Linked DNA regions of Mus musculus: region 1 is linked to region 2. A link is a contact called in ENCODE Hi-C or POLR2A ChIA-PET data. All regions are on one chromosome and are shown on one strand. The core of a region is the stretch at or near the end of the contact, and the rest is flanking DNA. Distances in the headings are between cores, read along the strand shown. Region 1 holds the start of Sdc4 (syndecan 4). Region 2 holds the start of Matn4 (matrilin 4).

Region 1 (7,529 bases), core at 3,525-6,024, 38 kb before region 2:
AGTCCAGAGTTCCAGGTGTTTGGGACAGTCTTGCCAGCCAAGAACTTTTGCTAACTATGAACTGGCCATTACAACTTCTTTTGGTAGTATTCCCGCCCCCCCCCCAATTACTATTATTTTAAAGGTTACATTTTTAAGTTAGTAGCTAACATTTCTCATTAGATGTTCAAATAGTTGCAAAAATCAGTTTCCCAGTTTATTATACATCACACACTTACAAATGTTTACATTGTTCCTTTATTTGTATCTAGTTGAATCTTAAAACAATAACATAGAAAAGAAAAGAAAGGAACAGGGGCCTCAGCAGTTAAGATCACTGCTTGATGTTGCTGAGGACCTAGGTTGGGTTCCCAGGACCTATATGATGGTTCCCAACCATCTATAACTATAGTTCCAAGGGATTAGATGCCCCTTTCTGCTTCCTCAGGTACCATATATATGCACGCAGGAAAAACACTTGCACAAATAAACAAAATCAAACAAATCTTTAAGAAGATACACGAATAAACAAAGTTTGAGTTATTGTCTTTTCTTATACTTAATTTCTTTTTTGTTTGTTTGGCTTTGTTTTTGTTTTTCGAGACAGGGTTTCTCTGTATAGCCCTGGCTGTCTTGGAACTCACTTTGTAGACCAGGCTGGCCAAGAATTTAGAAATCCGCCTGCCTCTGCCTCCTGAGAGCTGGGATTAAAGGCATGTGCCACACTCTACATGCTGCCACAGAATTTCCTTATAATGTATTGTTTACATGAGACTTATTGATGACTTTTCAATGTGCTTGTGTGTGTGTGTATTCACATGTATGTATGTTCACCACATGAATACTCCATCTCTCCAGCTTCTCTGTATGTTGCCTGAAACAGTTTTAACATATAGGCCAGGCTGGTCTCACACTTGACATCCTTCTGCCTCAGTGCTGAATTACAGGAACCCACTGCCATGCATATTATTTTACTTTCTAGAGCATGAGACCAGGTATTAAATGTTCTGTCATTACTACTCTTGTTAGAATACAACTGATCAAAATGTTCTCATATTACAACTTTTTTAAGTCTCAATAATTTAAGCAGCTTTCTTTTTTTTTTTTTTAAAGATTTATTTATTGTTATATGTAAGTACACCGTAGCTGTCTTCAGACACTCCAAAAGAGGGCATCAGATCTCATTACGGATGGTTGTGAGCCACCATGTCGTTGCTGGGATTTGAACTCAGGACCTTCAGAAGAGCAGTTGGTGCTCTTAACCGCTGAGCCATCTCGCCAGCCCCCGCAGCTTTCTTTTTTTAAAAAAATGTATTTATTATATGTAAGTACACTGTAGTTGTCTTCAGACACACCAGAAGAGGACGTCAGATCTCATTATGGATGGTTGGGAGCCACCATGTAGTTGCTGGAATTTGAACTCAGGACCTTCGGAAGAGCAGTCAGTGCTTTTAACTGCCGAGCCATCTCTCCAGCCCCTTAAGCAGCTTTCTTAAGGTAGAACCAGCAAAATAAAGCACGAGAGGTTTACAATGTGCACTTGGACATATACAGTCATGAGCTGAGGTTGTAGCTCAGTGGCAGAGCACTTGCCTAGCGTGCATGAAGCCCTGGGTTTGATCTGAAGCATGGCAAAAGCAAAACTAAAATAAATAATGATACAGGCCAAAAAACCAGGTCTAACAAGTTTGATCAGCATTTACTAAGCAGAAAAAAAATGAACTTTGGTTGGGAATGTCTGTCTTACTGCTGAGTGGGGCATTTTCTTCCCTCCTAACTTCATCATTTAAGCCTGGATGAACACTGCTTACACTAAAATGGGATAGATTCTAGCTACAACTTTATCCCTATTTTTCATTTCATTTTGATGTTTCCCAGACGTCAGCATCAGGAAATACTTCAGAAGAATCAAATCTGGGAGCTCTGGGAGCTATTTGTTAATCCTAACTACTAGTATAAGTTAAATTACATAAACTTGTGTGTGTGTGTGTGTGTGTGTGTGTTTGTGTGTGTGTGTTTTGAAAAGGAGGGTTGGCAGGATGGCAGAGTGGGTAAACATGTTTGCCATCCTCTCATGACCTGAGATCAATACTTGGGACCCAAATAATAGAGAGAACAAACCTCTGCTGGTTGCTCCATATGTGGGCTGTGCCATGTGCAGCGACCCCTCCAAAAATAATCTTTAAAAAAAAGAGAAAGGCTAGCCGGGTGATGGCACACACACCTTTAGTCTCAGCACTCTGGAGGCAGAGGCAGGCAAATCTCTGAGTTTGGGGCCAGTCTGGTCTACAAGTGAATTCCAGGACAGCTAGGATTACACAGAGAAACCCTGATTTGGAAAAACAAAAGCAAACAAACCAACTGGCTGGCAGTGCATCTCAGTGCTTGCTTAGTTTGTGTGCCTTTGGGTCAATCATCTGTATCAAATAAGTAAATAGTTCTGGGTCTGCGACCTTCAGAAACTCATCACTGACTACTGATACATTTTCACAAAGAAGAGATAGGTAGCTAGTGATGCCAGGTCTACACCCCAGACTCCACTATTCCCAAATGTAGCAACTAGGCACATTAGTCAGGGGTTTTAAAATAACATCCTGTTTTTTAAAAGGTATATCTTCCAGGTGTTCATGCTATCTCCAGCAAAAACAAGCTTTTGTTTACAGAAGCAGAAATGCTGCTTGACCTTGTGAGCCATTATCTTGCATAAACAACCCTTTTGTTAAAGTTGTACAAGCCCGGGCAATTACAGAAACAACCCTTAGCGGCCCTTAACATTCAGAGGTCCAGTTTTGCTTTATAGTTCTCTTAAGCACAACAATATTTAAACTTTGAAATAACATAAGGTCAGCCATCAACAAAATGTTATCCACCAACATAATGTTAGCCATCAATATAAAACATAAGCTATATCTTCATTATTTATGTTCTTGAGATTGTTTACACCAACCTGGCCTGGCCTAGGCTTGTTTACCAGCTACTTGGGACACTGAGGTAGGGTGGGATGAGTTTAAGGCCATCCTGGGCCAACTTAGCCAAATCCATGGAAAGACTGGAAACCATTTGAATTGCGAAACGTTTTCTTTCTATTATTTATTTACTTATTTCTTTACTTTTGAGACAGGTTCTCTCTTATTGCATAGCTCTGGTTGGCCTGGAACCTGAACTATAGAACAAGTTGTCCTCAGCCTCAGAGATCTGGCTGCCTCTCCTATAAAACCATGCCTAATAAGAAAGGATTTCTCCTTGTCATCCTCCTTCCTTTGAGACAGGGTCTCTCTACATAGCCCTGACTCATTGTGTAGACCAGGCTGGTCTTGAATTCAGAAATCTACTGGCACATGTCACCACACCCGGCTTATGAGAAAGAGTTTCTTATTCTAGTTAGAGTGATTCATTTATTTTCTCAGTGCCCAACTTTTAGGGAAGTATATTCAAATAATTGAGAACAATTGCTCACCGTTAAGTCTGGGGCAAGATAAACCCACGGTCAGTATTGGAAAACTGTTTTTCTCTCAAAGCTCTCTGCCACAAGAGACTTTAATTCTCAGAAAATAATTAAGGGCTAGAATAAGGAAAGCCAAGGAATAGAACAGGACAGAGTATGCCCTGCCTGTATTCTTATGGAGGAGGTAGTGCTGAGCTGGGACATAGTGAGTTAGGGTTAGTTTAGGCAATTCAAAGAGGAACAGGGGCGAGGGGTCATATTTACCTTGGAAAGTATGTGAATTCAGAATATCCTAAGACAGGCCAAAATGCCCTAATTCCAAAACCACATTATGTATGCACAAATGTACCCTTAGAACAATGTATCGGTATGTCAAAGATCAAAAGTTTTGATTGATGGTTCTAGCATGCCCCTCCCCCTACTTTTTTAAAGACAGGGTTTCACACTGACACCAGCTGGCTCATTTTAAACTCCGACTGTCCCCTTGCCTCAGTATCTCAAATGCCAGGATGACAGCCCTTCCCTATCACGTGTGTGTGTGTGTGTGTGTCCTTCAGTTTTTCGATTATTGATTCCATCAGTATCTGTGCTGAGGGTGGGACTAAAGAATCTTACCATTACCTACTTTGTTAGGATGGTGTTAGAAGCAACATTCTTGGATCCGGTGTAGAAGCCGCCTTGAGAAATAAGAGAGTCAATTGAGAGGACAAGTCAAAAGAGTAAGACTATTTCGTGACACGTGAGTATTACACACAATTCACACTTCAGTTGATAAATCACACTGTTTAGTGCACAGGCAGGCTCGTTCCTTTGTCTTTCCAGCTGCTTCTGCGCTGGCGCCCTGGGGTTGGAATAATTTCGACAGCAGGCCTGGAAAAACTTGAACCATTTCGTCGTTGTCGGTTCAGAGTTGCTAATCAAAAACTATCCGAATTCAAGCGCCACTTGGGGAATACTCCCTGACAAAGCGGAGCGCATCCGCTTTGAAGACTGGTAAAAACAGCAGACCCCTAGTCAATCCTACCCCGTTTATGGGCCTCAGTTTCCCCAGCTATAAATTGGGGGCTAAGCAGTGATCCTCGGATTTTAGGCAGACTGCCTCGCAGTAGATCGGTTAACTATCATGGGCTGCAGCTCCTGGAGCTACAGATTGAGGTCAGTTTGGAGCCGGCAGGCACGCTGTGGGCGGGTCCCCGGGCGGGTTGGGTCCCACCCCAGTGGTTTCCAGCTTGCCCAGCGCAGCACCCCGCAGGCCTAAGCTTTCCCGGGGGAATTCCGGGCGGTGCGGGCGAGCACTGGGGGCGGGGCAGGGCTGCTGCCTATAAGAAGGGCTGCGCGCCCGCTCCGGGCCACTGGTTTGCGCTGTTGAAGCCATGGCGCCTGCCTGCCTGCTTGCGCCGCTGCTGCTGCTGCTCCTCGGAGGCTTCCCCTTGGTCCCCGGAGAGTCGGTATGTATTTGAAGGATGTCTTGGAGGGGGGAGAATTGGGGGGTGCCTTCTTTGTCCCCTCAAATCCCGGGATCCGGAGGGAGTAGGGTGCATCGCGAACTGTGCTCCCTCCCCCCAACCCCCTCTGGACGCCGAGACAGGGAAAACTTTGTGAGGAAACTTTGCTCTTGGGTCTCGAGAAGGCTGCCGGAGACTCTTCCACGCGCCGTGCACCCCTAGCCTGTTGCTCTGAGCTCTGGACTCAGCCTGGCCTCTGGGCTCCCGGGTGGGACGTGACTAAGTTGGTGTCAACTTTTCTCCTCCCACACCCTCACCCCTACTTTGTGATCCCAGTGCTGGCGCTGCGCGCGGAGTGGCCCTCTGGGTGTCCATAGCAGGAGGCTCGAATCTGAGATGGTCTGGGGACGGGGTGGGCAGCTTGTATTCGGGAGCTGGAACACTTTAGGGCTGTGCGGAGGACCCCGTTTCACAAACCCTGGGGAATGGAGAAGACTGAATCCTGGCCTTCGTTCTGGCCACAGTCTTGGTACGACTGACTTAAGGGGCAAGATCACCTCCTTCTAAGGTCACCTGACCTATCTACAGAACATATCATGAGGTGACCCTTCCTGCTTTAGGCTGTCCAAAAAGTAGGGTTCCTTATTTTTCCAGAGCGGACTTAAAGGATAACTTTCCGATCAGCTCCAGGCTAGAGATTGAGCTTCAACTGTTTTGTGGGAAGTGTTTTGGTTGAAACCGCACACGGGGAAATTGAGGCACCCACCTGAGTGCGGAGAAGGATCTAGAGGAGAAAAGATCCCAGGGAACCTAAAGAAACCTTTCCTTTTCAGGATCAGAGTCAACAAGGATCTAGGGCCGGATCAGCTCAGTCCTAGCAGGCGTTTAGGAGGCAAGGGAATTTACAGGGCATGACAGTTCCTGGGAGAGGGTGGTCTGACCCATGAGCACGGGCCATTTGTACCGTTAGTCTAAGTTTTAGGGGGAGTGAGACTCTGGAGTTTAATCATTAATGTTCTTTTGAAAGCCACCTTTTCTCTGGGCTTATTTAGGGAATAGTTGATTATGTTCAGGAGGCTCGAGATGAGAGTGTATGCACTCTCTAGCACAATTGCAGTTAGGTACGGAACCCATTGCATGCTGGTTTCTGCTCTGATGGCTTCCTGGTGGCTTTGGAATCGAGCGTGTTTAATTTCAGAAAACCTCCCTGTTTACCATTCTTAAACTAGTCCTCAGGCAGAGGTTAAGTAACCTGCTGAAGGTCACACAGCTACCAACCAGCTGAGTCAGGCAGAAGTTAAGACAGACTTGGAAATGCCTGCTTTTATCTTCTCGTCCCTGTGGCTGCTGTTAGGTCCCGTTTTCCCATAATTCCAGACTGGTCTAACATCTATTGATGCTTGGGATTGGAGAGCCTCAAGGTGTATTGTGAGTGGAATGAACGAGAATATGAGGGAATGGCTTTCCACTAAAGGGAAGGCATCTTTGCAGAAAGGTGGTGACTGAGCGAGCCCAGCGTGCCTTCCTGTTGCATTAACCTTAAATGAGCGGCTGAAGGCTATTCTGAAGTCGAGTCCTTCCTTGTGGACATCTGAAGGAATGCTGGCCGAGCAGTGTGAGGAAAAAGGACCTAGGAGATGGCTGAGGTCACCATGTGGCCAGTCACATGCCATTGCGCTCCCCTCGGGCTGCTAAGCCAGCAGGTGCTTTGGGGGAGGAGTAGACCGCAGTGTCCCCCAGATACAGTCAGAAGGATGTGGTTTGTGGGGGGTAGGTTTTGCCAGGCCTGCTTTGGGTGACCTGATCTAGCAAGGGGGAGAAGCCAGCCTAAAGCAGCTGCTTCCGGAGGCCTCGGTCTCAATCTCTGGTCCTGACCTCAGTTCTCCCTCCTCCCTGCCTAATGTCAGGAGCATCTTGCCTCTAATTGGGTCACAGGGCTTCCCCCTTAGATTGTGGTCAGAAAAATCGGACCAAATGTCTCTTGGGCTGGAAAAGCAAGTGATACTGTCTGCCTTTCTTTCTCCCTTGGAATGAGAGAGAAAGACAGAGACAGAGACAGAAAATGAAGCCTGGGGAGAGGATTTAGCTAACAGCTGTTTTGATTTATTGAGCACATTCTGATAACTGAGTAATTAGGCCCTCACAAAAAACAAAAACCAAAACACCACCATCACACCACCGCCGCCACCACCAAAACCCAGCACACGTGGTTACGTTCTTGTATTCTCTTTTCCAGAAAAGTATATTGAAAGATTAAATGATACCATCTTTTAATACTGAGTATACAAGCAGGCCATCTACTCTCTACAGAGTAGTCTTGCCACCTTCACGCTACGAGGGACTTTCTCCAAATTTTCGGTTTAGTCCAAACCCAGATTTGGGAAAGGCAGCCCATGCTAAACGCCCGCTGCCCTCTCCTCTGCTTGGCGGGTTTGCCATCTTAAACCTGTTCTTCCTGTCCAGCTGGGAGCATTCCCTGATCTGCCTTCTGCCCCTCCCACCCTGGCCAATTAAAGGCAGCCTTGTTTTTGGGATGGTGGTTGGGGGGGGGAGGTGAGGGGTGTGGGCCAAGGTGTTGCTGCCCAGGGGCACAGCCCACTGACTTGGCACCAATCCCAGGCAGCTCCGAGGAAGTATCTCCCACCCACCTGGTGTACTTC
Region 2 (6,812 bases), core at 3,953-6,452:
TTGTGGCAGGCACGGCGTCGGGTACTGGGTATTGATGTGTGAACTGGGTCCAGCTTTGCTCTGAAATAGTTCATGGTCTGGAGGGCATAAATACAAAATGCTAACTCCGTGTGGGAAAGGTCTAAGCTAAGGAAGGCTTCTTGGGGGTGGGAAGTGTGAAGCAGGTGGGAGTTGCATAGATGGCTGCTAGAGTCTGAAAGAACAGGGGGACTCTCCTAGAGCCTGGCTTGTCTTCCAGCCGATGGCATGCTCTCAGTCACAGCTTCATTTTTTTTTTTTACTGGACTTACACCAGCTGGGGATCAGGCACTGACCAAGTGCTGTTCATCTCCTCTCCGTGCTGGACAGACTGCTGGCCTTCCATTTATACCTAGCCCAAGCCCTTTCCATTTAATTTACTATACAATAGATTCTTCTGCTCTTCCCTTTTTCTGTATGTGTGTGCAGGCGTGTGGCTGGACACACACAGCTGTGTGTGCGTGGGTGTGGAGGCCAGAGCTAGACTCCCGACACCTTATTCTATTACGCTCTACCTTATTCTCTGAAACAAAGGCTCTCACTGGATTGAGAGCTCTTTGGCTAGAGCTTTCTAGCCAGAGAGTTGGAGGAGGATCCTATTGTCTATTTGCTCAGAGCTGGGATCACTGACATCTGCAGCCACACTCAATTTTTACGGGTATTCAAACCCAGGCTCATGTGTTTGCCTTGCAAGCACTTTACCCACCAAGCCATCTCCCCATCCTTTGCTTTTCTAAATACATATGTCAGCTCAGTTCACTCTCCAGGACAGGATTCGAAGCCAGACTGCCAGACTCTGCACGCATAACCATTACTCTAGGTCCCCCACTTTTCCTGAGCACCAAGGTGCCAGCTAGGACACTGCTTGGAACTGGGATATTCCACAGGACTTTTCAATGACACCAAGGAGCTGGATTCCGGGATCACACTGAGTCGTGGTTACCTCCAGACTGGGGGACACTTTCTGGGCAGACAGTCTCAAGCAAGCCACATGGTATGCTATACTGAAATCAACCAATCAACCCACCCTCTCTCTTTCCTTCTCTCTCCCGATCCATTTTTCTTTCCTTTCCCCACTCACTCCCTCCTAGGCTGACCTAGATAAGAGTTCAGAGTTCTTTTATCTAAGCACTGGAATTACACATGGGAACCACCATCTTTGGCTGATGCAACTTCCTTAAGGTCATTTTTAATTTGCCCCGGATTTGGCACCTGGCTGCAGCTTTTGTCTGTTCTGAGTCCCCCACTGTCATCTTCAAATCTGATATCTATCTCTTACCTGTGTCCTGTCTGAAATCTCTGTGTGCCTTTTCTCTTAGTCTAGGCCAGCCACTCCACCCAGACTCCTCCCTTCTTTCTACCCAGACTCCACCTCTCACCCCCTCCTCCACACTTGCACCCTCCGCCCATTTTTGCAGCTCTGGGTTCGAATTGCACCCTTCCACCTCGCCCCTCTCACGGTCTGTGTTTTTCAGCGACTGCTTCTTCTGCGAGGGCTTGGAGATCACCTTGATGAGGCGACTGTGGAAAGTGCCCAGCTCCTGGCCCCCTCGCAGCACCAGTCGCAGCACCAGCCGGAAGTGCTTCCTCTTATCGGCGTCCGAGATGTACAGGGTCTTGGCACAACCAAATTCCTACGGGGCTCAAGGGGATGCGGCAGGCCTTATCTCAACTTTGCCAGCGGAAGAGCCAACCTTCCGCAGTTATGACATCCTTACCATTAGGACAAGAAACCGTACTAATCTAGGGACTAGGTCAGAACCCACCCTCTGGCCTCCCCAGTTGCCTTTTGGCTTCTGGAGGGGACTTGGGGAGTCTACAGTTTTGCCTCCTCTACAAAAAGAAAAAAAAAAGAGGCAACGCCAGGAGCAGGAATCTGATGCTCTCTAGTGCAGCCTCACCCTGGAGTCCGGCTGCTCTTCAAAGTTCAACTTCTGGGTCTCGGGAGCGCTGCCGGACGCACCGTCCAGTCCCATGTAACCGCAGACGGTGGGCCCGGTCTCCGCAGATTGGAGGGCTGAAAAAGGACGGGAATTAAACCCTGGAAGTCTGGGGGAAGCTCAGGTGCGGGTCAAACTTAGTTCTTGCCGCCAGAGGGCGCAGCGAGACTGCGCCTGCAACCGTCTGGGCTCCCGGGCCCTGCTGAGGCAGTTGGTCCTTCCTGCAGAACCGAGCAACAGCCCGTCAGGGCACTCTCACCTTGGTCTTGCATTGGCTTCACCCTCCAGCCAGGACCCGCGAGGTAGACACAGGGTGGAGGACAGAAGAACCTGGGAACACATAACATCATTTTCACTGTCTTAAAAGTGTCTCAAGGTGGCATAAATTTTTAAAGAATCATGATTTAGTGTCCCCTCTCCCAGAGTGAAACCGTTAATGCATTATTAGACCTCATCAGTAAGTCCTGCCCGCTCCATCTTCAAAACACATCTGGAATCCGTTAGATTCCTACCAACTTCACCTTGGTCCTAACCACTATCCCTTGCCTTCCCAACTCAGCCTTCCATCTGTCTCTCCCTTGCTACAGATGCCTCTTTTAGTTTGTTTTTCACACAGCAACTAGATTACTTTAAAAAATTTATTTATGGATATGAGAGCTCTATTTGCATGTATGCCTGCATGGCAGAAGAGACCATCTGACAGAAGAGAACATCAGATCCCATTACAGATGGTTGTGAGCCAGCAAGTAGTTGCGAGGAATTGAACTCAGGTCCTCTGGAAGAGCAGCCACCAGTGCTCTTAACCCTGAGTAGTCTCTCCAGCCCCAGATTAGTTCTTAAGTAACAGGTGGCTCAGTGGATAAAAGGCTTGCTGAGGCAAGCATGATAACTTGACTTCAATGCCCAGAACCCATCAAAAGGAGGAAGAGAACCAACTGTACACCTAACTGCACACATTATCCTCTTACCTCCACAGGAATCGTGGCATCTATACATCCACACAGCACCAGTATCACCACCAGCACCAGAACCACCACCAACATCAACAACAAAAATAACAGTCAAGGGGTAGGAGAGACGGCTCAGCAGTTAAGAGCCCTGGCTGCTCTTCCAGAGGTTCTGAGTTCAACTCCCAGCAACCACATGGTGGCTCACAACCATCTGTAATGGGATCCAATGCCCTCTTCTAGTGTACAGGCATGCATGTAGACAAAATACACACACATATATAAAATACATAAATAATCTGGAAAGAAGTAACAGTTAAATTAAGTTGGGTGTGGTGGCTCACGTTTGTAATCCTAAACCCAGTACGGAAGGGATGGGGCCTCTGAGGCAGGAGGATTGGTATAGGTTCCGCCTGAGCTAGAGTTAGAGTCTGTCTTATCCCCCCCAAAATATAACAAAATAAACGATATTATTAATAATAATGAAAATGAATCAAATTGTGATGTCCTCTTATCAACATCCCTTGTGGTTTAAAATCCCAAATCCTCACATGACCTGGACACTGCTTCTCCTGTCATCTTCTCTAACGTCCCCCTCTTCTGACCAGTCTCCCCCTTTCATCCTCTTACAGTACTGAGTATATAGCCTTGAGGTCCTTGCGTTTTCTATTGCTTCCAGTTAGAATGCTTCCTGGAGTTTTCCCATGCCTGGCTCTATCTCAGCACTGGTACATCAGCTCCAATGTCACTTCTTAAAGAGCCCTTTGACCTCCTTGACCTTTCAAGCTAAGGTATCCCCTTTGGTCTACTATGTGACTCCACTCTGTTTTTCTCTGGCTCTCATCACAATCTGAAATACCTTGTTTGCTGGCTTGTGGGGAGGTGACTGCATGTCCCCTACCAGAATGGAGATGCCATGGAAGTAGAGGCTGTATCTGCCTGGTCCAGCTGGAGGCTTAGTGCCCAGCAGTGACCCTGGTGCGTGACATGTAGTACGCAGCAGAATGAATGGATACTGGTCGGGGATGTGGGGATCTGACAGCCACTGTCAAGTTCTGCTCTAGATCCCAGTAGGCAGCTGTTGTTGGCTGGGGAACAGGACCCTGGCTGAACAATGGCTGAGGTGTCAGCCTTGAGGCCTCCAAGATGTCAAAGAAGCTAAATGGTGGTGGGTTTGGAGGGAGGCATAGGGCTGAAGGCTGTGGAGACCTGGGTCGGGGTAGGGAGCCACCTACCGCTTCTCATTTCCATAGGATTTCTGAGCCACCTTGGCATGCAGGATCCACACAGTCTGCTCACATCTTTGCTGCAGGCATGTGCGCACACCTTCTCTTAGGATGATGGCATGCTCTGGGGGTGACCTAGGAATGGGGGTTGGGCCCACGGGGCCACAGGAAGGAGAGTCAAGGGTTGAGTTGGCACAAAGCCCACCCCTGAAGCTGAGTGAGCTGAAGTTGGAGATGGGGTTGATTTATGTCCTCCAAGGGATCTGGGGGAAGAAGGACTTGGGAAATGAGCTAAATATTTGTGTTCCAAGAACCCTGCACAGACCTCACCAGGATCACCCAGGTGCTACACTGTGTGGGTGGCTTCCCGGCTGTTGTAGTCTGGGGCCAAGTGGAATAGCTGTGTTTAAAACCCTACATTTGGTTCTCAGATGGAGGTGGGCTTTGTGGAAATAGTAATTAAGCTTTCAACTCATAAGGGGAAACAGCCTTTGCCAGCTCCAGGTCCGGAGCACAACCTCAATTCGAGCAGGCACATGCACCGGTGAAAATGTGACCAAGGCTCCAAACTGCATTACCAGGATTGGGGTGGGGGGGAGGCGGCGGATCTGAGTCTTTCTGATGCCCAAACAACACCCTTGGCTTAATGCTACGGGGGTTTTCTTTTCTTTGAGTGTAGCACGGGTCAGCTCTCTGGGGTCTGTTGCTTATCAGTCCGAGAGTTTGACAAATGAGGATGGGTTCTCTCAAAGCCTGCGCAATTAAAAGGAGCACATGAAAAAGAGTCTGTGGTGAGTCTTTATTTGGGAAATGAGCAAGTTGGGCCCTGAAGAGAGCTGGGAACTCCAAGGCTGTCCTTTTGAGTCCTTTTACCTTTACGGCAGGACCAAGTCTCGGCCTTTCATCACTCCAGGAAGGGACAGAGGAGGGCAAGAGTCGGGCGCGTCCTTGGAAGCCCAGGCAGGCCAGGCAGGCGGCGGTCAGGACCGCTCCGCCTCTTGGGGCTCTCCTCTGGGAAGTGTCTCGTGTAGGATTCCAGAGCATTCCGGCTGCCCGGAGTGTCGCCGCCCGACTCCAGCTGTAGCCCAATTCCGGCCCGCAGCTCGCGCCTGCAGCTCCCAGAGCAGCAGGAAAAAGGGGCGCCGTGCTTGCTGGGGCCCGAGTGTTGAGAGGAAGGGGGAGAACGCTCCTGCCAGTGGGAGGGGTCGCAGCCCGCGCTCCCCCTCCCCACCCTCCCGCTCCAGGTTAAATGCAGCTGCCGCTTGGGCTCGCCCTGGCTGTCTGGCATTCCCCACTTAGGGCAACCTGCCCACGCCGCCGCCGTTACCTGGTCCAACTCCCCAGGAGGCTGGGCCCGTCGCTCTGTAGCCGCACCTCTGAGCTGTCCGGCAGGCTCAGGTGAGTCAAAGGGCCCGGGGGCAACGAGGGGTCTGCAGGGAAGCCAGCGTAAAACCCGTAGGGGGACAAGTCTTAACAGCCTACGTGTCCACGTCTAACCTGCAGTACCTTTTCCGATCCCCCTCTGGCAAGGCCAACAAAATGCAGGTCCTCCTTCCCTAATCTCCCTCCACGCCTGGCACCTTCCCAAAGTGTCCTTTCCGGATTAGCTCTTGAACTCAGACCTCTTTGGAGCGCACTTTCCTTGGGAATGCACTTTCCCTATCCTAAGGGCGTCCGAGAAATTTCCTCTTCAATGCAAGGATCCTTATCAGGAGACCTGGGCTCACTCTAATGGGCCACTACTTCAAAGCAAGCCTTTGAACGATGATGACTCTCTTTGCCCTCCCTAGACCGCCCCCCCCCCCCCCGTGGAACAGCGGATTTGGAAAGCTGAAATTGAGAGGGCAGCTGTTTTGACTTTCTAAGAGTCCTGAGGTGCAAGCGACATCAAGTGCGTGTTGACTTAAGCCAAGAGGAGCTTAAGGGAGCCCTTAGTCAAGAGCCAACCCTGAGTTTCAAAGGCCCGGTGGAGCTATACTCAGATGTTTGCCCTGGGGTGCTGGCTCCGCTCTGGCCCACTCTAGAAAAGGCTTGCCTTTCCTCCTACCTCCACCATCAAGCCACTGGCACATCTAGCTAGCTTGTCACCTTACCACCACAGACCCTGCCAGAAGGATTTTTGTTCTTCTACCCTCGCTGGAAAGCCAGAAGGGAGAAGAATCTCGGATAGGAAGCTGGTCTGGAGTCAGAGCCACGCACCGGCCTTGCTCAGAATGGGCTCATTCAAGGAACTGGGGGGTTGAGGGAGGGGCAGCCGTGGGTTAAGGGGCGATGGCCTGCTCTGCCAAGAAACCACAGAAAAATGGATAGAGCAGGCTCAGTGTGCCGTGTGGGGGTGGGGTGGGGAACGGAAGAAAGGCTTAGTGATTCTTAGGTGCAAGGGAACCAGGCTTCTCTGGAGGAAGAGACAGGGGTGGGGTGTAGGGGGGTGAGAGCTAGGTTTAGTTCTGTGCCTGGAGCCCAGCTGGGTAGTCTTATTGGGCAGCACATTTTCCATCCGTACAGTGTGTGTGTTCCCTTAGTGGTTCTCAAGGGACCTAGTTAGGCTACACAGGAAGGAGAGGGCTCACCTGTTGTCTCCCTGGGGTCCATGGCTGCTCATCGAGGCCCAGGCCGCTCTCTTGCTGCCCTCTGGGCACATCTACCGCCACTGACTTCGATACCGTTCACACATCTAAGCC

What was found. A loop is a pair of places that touch in the nucleus more often than their neighbours do. ChIA-PET counts read pairs that join two places held with the same protein, here RNA polymerase II (POLR2A).
Region 1: POLR2A ChIA-PET joins it to region 2 with 12 read pairs in embryonic stem cell. The contact joins the promoter of Sdc4 here to the promoter of Matn4 in region 2. A Hi-C loop is called at or near these places in 19 of 37 maps with a recorded cell type or tissue (Patski, adrenal gland, gastrocnemius and 5 more). POLR2A ChIA-PET finds 5 or more read pairs at or near these places in 5 of 5 experiments (Patski and embryonic stem cell).

The regions. Positions count from the first base shown.
Region 1 is chr2:164,440,433-164,447,961 of GRCm38, reverse strand. It overlaps Sdc4 (syndecan 4), which reads left to right and starts at 4,774. Exons shown (of 5, transcript NM_011521.2): 1 at 4,774-4,872. The coding sequence starts at 4,798.
Region 2 is chr2:164,403,208-164,410,019 of GRCm38, reverse strand. It overlaps Matn4 (matrilin 4), which reads left to right and starts at 5,202. Exons shown (of 11, transcript NM_013592.4): 1 at 5,202-5,529. Rbpjl (recombination signal binding protein for immunoglobulin kappa J region-like) reads right to left here. Exons shown (of 12, transcript NM_009036.1): 1 at 6,702-6,812; 2 at 5,459-5,561; 3 at 4,141-4,266; 4 at 2,218-2,288; 5 at 1,920-2,035; 6 at 1,478-1,652. The coding sequence starts at 6,723.